Linked DNA regions of Homo sapiens: region 1 is linked to region 2. Evidence: read pairs that join two places in POLR2A ChIA-PET (ENCODE). Cell type or tissue: PC-9. All regions are shown on one strand.

Region 1 (2,500 bases), 260 kb before region 2:
CTTTCGACTTTTGCCTCTAGATCCAGACATTAACTCTTATCAGGGTTCCAGGTCTAAGGAGTGAAAAGATAAGATTTCACCCTCAATTTATAAATGTACCCAGGTTAGGCCTAGCAACACAGGTAGTATGCAAAATAGGCTTTGATATCTTGAATGCCAACTCAAATCTGTTAGTAATTACTGCCCAGAGGACCATGTTACGGAGCATCACAAGGGCAAGTCAGGGTTCATAGAGCATCATGATTGATTAATGATGCCAGCCATGGGAATGGGATCCAGGAATGACACCAGGTCCTACAGAAGACTTCCCATCCCTTTAAGATTTCAAAGTATACCCAAAGCCAAGCATGCTTGATAAAAAGGGAGATCTAAGGGCACTAAATAAAGCTGTTAAAGACCATTAACACCTTATTAAGACCCTTTCCCAGATGCAGCCAGAAACAGTCAAAGAACATAGAATGTGGGAACATTTTGGAGAGAAAGCATGGAGCTGTCTGAAGCATTTTTTCAAGGAGCAAAAACTCAGTTCTATTTTCAAGGCTTTAATTCTAAGCTCCATCTACATGAACATCAGGTAATGGAGGGAGGTCATTGTGGAATTTGGAAACCTACTTCTCACTAGAAGCTGATATGTGACCTTGGGCAATTAATTTAAGCTCTCAAAACCTCAGGTGTTTCATCTGTAAAATGTGGATAATAATCTCTATCTCATAGTCCTTGGCAGGTATTAAATAGAATAAATAACGTAAAGAAGCTACAAAGAACCCCACCCAAAGGAGATGTTTGAAAGCATTCATTCCCCACTCCTTTTTCTCCCTCAGAAAGAACATGGTGACACACTGTTTGTAAGTCAGGCATAATTTACATATAGTAGTAAGATTCATACATTTTAGGTGAACTGTTCTACACGTTTTGACAAACATATGCAGCCATGTAACCACTACCACAGTAGATACAGAATGCTGCCATCACCCCAGAAAGTCACTTCACACCTCTTTCCAGTCAATCCCTTGCACCTACCTCCAACCCTTGGCAAACACTGATCTTAACTCTGTTCCTATAGTTTTGCTTTTTTATTACAACCCATTTTAAAAGCATAAATCCAAACAGCAAATAATTCTCCAGAGTTTTTCCTTCACATCCTACTCAAAAATAGCTCAGCTCTGACGGCAAGCTCTCTGTTCCAGGAAAATTCTTCATTAAATAAATGAATTCCATGTGCATATTAAAAAGACATTCTGCTTCATATTCCTTCTATTTATAACCAGAGTTCAACCACTGGGGGCCCCAGGAGCCTGTCAGGGTCTCTGTGTGCTCTTTAGCTCACACTCTCTACTCCCTGCTCCAGCCCAACTGCATATCTGGCTCCAGGCCCAGGTGGCAGGAAAACCAAGGTGCCAAAAGGGGCTTGTGGAAGTGTGCCCTGAGGAGGTATGCTCCCCAAACTTTTGGTGCAAACTTCAGGATGTCCTGCAATTCCTTGGGGAATACGTGCCATGTATTAATTACTAACAGCATGGAGAAGAAAGGAATCAGTCTAGAAACAAGAACAAAGGGAGGGGTGGAAAGGGTTAGGTGGTTTCTAAAGTCTTTCCCTGCAGAGAAGTCCCATGACCCAAGTAGATCATACAATAATTCCTGCGGCCACCGCCCCCTCCTCACCTTCATGTGCCAAATACCATGATCGGCACAAGAATTAAAAGTGAACAAATAGAAAAAAATAATAATAATTATACTTAATTTTTGCCCATAGATAACTTACTGCCTAATCGAGAAACAAAACATGCACAGAAGGATGTGGTTGAGTAGAGGAGAAATAGCATGGAGTATTGAACTAGAGGAAACAGGGTTTTAACCTGAATAGTCATTTGCTTGTTGTGTGACCTTGGATATGGTGCGTCTCTCCTCTGAGCCTCAAAGTTTCCATCTATAAGCTAGAAATTACATCCACCCTCAGAGGAGTGTTATGTGGACTAAATAAGGTTATGGCTATAAATCACTTAGCCCAGTACCTGTCATGTTTTAGCTCAAGAAAGGGTAGGTTGCTGGGTGCGGTGGCTCACGCCTGTAATCCCAGCACTTTGGGAGGCCGAGGCAGGTGGATCACGAGGTCAGGAGATCGAGACCATCCTGGCTAACACAGTGAAATCCTGTCTGTACTAAAAATACAAAAAATTAGCCGGGCGTGGTGGCGGGTGCCTGTAGTCCCAGCTACCTGGGAGGCTGAGGCAGGAGAATGGCATGAACCCGGGAGGCGGAGTTTGCAGTGAGCCGAGATCATGCCACTGCCCTCCAGCCTGGGTGACAGAGCTAGACTCTGTCTCAAAAAAAAAAAAAAAAAAAGGGTAAGTTTTTTTTTTTTGTTTGTTTGTTTTATTTTTTACCACCTATATTAGTCTGGGTTCTCCAGAGAAACAAAACCAACAGGAGATAGATGGATGGATAGATAGATAATAGATAAACAGACAGACAGTGTGTATGAGTGTGTAAAGAGACTTAT
Region 2 (2,500 bases):
TAAATGAATTTTTCCAAAGCTGTACAGTGCAGTGGCAGTACAAGACTATAATGACTGTCTCTAGTTTGTGATGATTCACAGAGCTAATATATAATGAAGAGCTCAGCAGAGTAGATGCATAGGGTAGACATTCAGCATATGTCAAGTCTCTAACGTCAAGCCTCTACTAGAAATCGGTCACCGCATGTTTAATGGCAATAATAGACATAATCCCACACAGTCATTTTGCAGGTGGAAAAAAACTGAGACACACAGAAAACCGACTCATCCACACAATGCAACTCGATAGTGGCACTGGCCAACGTGGAACCTGAAGCTTCTGACTCTAAGTGTCTTTTTTGCACTATACCATGCTGCCCCTCTCTCACTATTTAAAGTAAATAATAATAAATGATGACTCTATGTATCCCATATATAGAACCAGTTCTAGAATTTTAGCTCAACCATTTAGTTGGAAATCAAAAAACATCCAAAAACGTGGTGGAGCAACCAAATTAAATAGCACGGTTGCTGACCACCCAAATTCCGTATTACTGACTGGAAGACTGGGACCAACTTTATTTTTCTGCTTTGGTGCAAATGGGTAACTGGGAAATCGGGAGAGGCAGAACTTTCTGCAAACCGAGCTTCAGAATTTTCTGATAAGAACCTGAATTTCAAGATTCTTCAGGTGGGGAAAGGATTCCACTCATGCTAAACTGAGAACTGGGGATCAATTCAAATCGACTTCAGTGTTAGTCTATCCTTCCCTTTTCTGAGACATGGTTTCTGGTTTATAAAATGGAGATAATTTATTCATAGGGGTTGCATTAAAGCATGCATATATGAATTTATATAAAAAAGAGACTAACAGAGCTTAGAAAGACAATAACTGTTCCTCCCTTCTTACCTGGGAATCGTCTGTTGCTCTCCTGTAACCCCATACACCACAATCAATGTACAAAAACCAGGAGGTGATAAATATTACTTAATTAAAAGGAAAACAAAATCAATTTCAGGAAAACTATCACGCAAAGATTCATAACTGTATTTAAAAGCAATTAATCGGTAAAGATAGCTGTCCAATGAAAGGTAAACTCCCACTGGTGTTATTTGACACCAGATTGTCTTGGCTTTCAAACAAGAGTAGACTTCTGCTTTTTCACCAAGAATTTAACGTTCTAAAAAGGTATGTGAAACAAGTTAAACTACTTGCATATTTCCACTTACATAACACTGACATAGCACATCAGCTTTTATTTTTTCCAGATACTAGATGAAGTTTCTTATATATTCCTGTGAGAGAATAAACAGAAAACTGTCTCTCTTCTTAATATATTAGTGCCCTGTAATCCAGACCATATGATCAATAAACTATATAAAAATTAAATTATACTGACGGTCTTAGGCAAAAAGTGGAAACAATTTTTTTTAGGACTGTGGTGTGCGGAATATTAAAATCACATGTTGTGCTATTAATTTTTCTTTTGGAAGCCAAATAGAGTTCTCCTGCATAAATATCTCACCTAAATATTTCTCTTACAAAGAATTTTTCCTGTTAAAGGTGTTTGAGAGACATTTAATTAGTGATATTGTAATTGGCCTGTGCTCAGGGGAAACATTGATCAATAAGTCACTTTGAAAATGTTGCCATGGTTTTAATGGCAAAGCACCCCTGAAAACAAGTAGCTATGTGCCTCTATAACAGAATACATGGTCCTGACGCCTTATTGCTTTTTGGAGATAAACAAAATCATTTTGTTCAAACATAAGACCAACAGTGAATAAATATAATAAACAGGTTAGAATATTAGCTTTGGGGGGACGGGGGATAGTGGGGAAATGAAGAACTGAAACATGCATATGCACACACATGCATGCATGCACACACACCTTTTTTACACCTTCAATGTACAACAGAGTAGCTTGGGTTTTTACATCCCTGGCTAAACTACAGCTGATGGTTGTGTCTTTTTGCAAATTCCTTTACATCTCTTTCCTTTTCACTTTCATAAGACACCATCTCTTGGGACTGCCTTCTAAAATCACAAGGGTGGAAAGGAAATTGTACAAAGGCTGTCAAGCATGTTCTAGCTCTGCTTTCTTAATCACAAAGTAGGAGGTAGGAGGGTATCCTGCACAGGCACTCTAGAAAGAGCTTACCCTGCCACCAACAAAACACACTGAGTAAACACAGGGAGTTCCAGGCAAGTTTACAGCAAACAGCTTCCATGTGTTTAGTGCTTCCTTGTACTCCCCTGGGACCAGAGAGGGTCTTTTAAAAATTCAACAGCTTGATTACAAGACTTTAAGTAGTAATCTGTCCCACTGTGCATGATAATGAGCCAGCTGCCTTCAGGAAGGTAGGCCCCCCAGTGACAATTCCTTTACATAGCATCTTAATGTTGAATTAATGTTGAGAGACGTGGAAATGGGATGTGCCACCTGAACTACAGTGACTTTTCTTCCTTTCCACCCCTCCACCCTTCCACAGAGCACAATTATACCTTCAGCTGTCTCT

Evidence for each region. Peaks named below come from ENCODE experiments on the same cell type or tissue, not always from the same donor. Only the 100,000 strongest peaks of a DNase experiment are listed, where the experiment ranks them.
Region 1: POLR2A ChIA-PET joins it to region 2 with 12 read pairs; 3 of 35 experiments call an interaction of 5 or more read pairs at or near these places.

Annotation. Positions count from the first base shown.
Region 1 is chr1:56,319,756-56,322,255 of GRCh38, forward strand. LOC124904186 (a long non-coding RNA gene) reads right to left here. Exons shown (of 4, transcript XR_007066107.1): 1 at 1-2,500. Among named protein-coding and RNA genes, the nearest start is that of LINC01767, 94 kb to the right of the region's middle. In PC-9, no CTCF peak of the experiment used is centred here; no DNase peak of the experiment used is centred here.
Region 2 is chr1:56,574,960-56,577,459 of GRCh38, forward strand. All of the region lies in intron 1 of PLPP3 (phospholipid phosphatase 3), which reads right to left. Among named protein-coding and RNA genes, the nearest start is that of PLPP3, 3.4 kb to the right of the region's middle. RefSeq lists an enhancer at 2,022-2,500. In PC-9, a CTCF peak has its summit at 2,316; a DNase peak (open chromatin) is centred at 1,132; H3K4me3 peaks cover 2,471 bases; H3K27ac peaks cover 111 bases.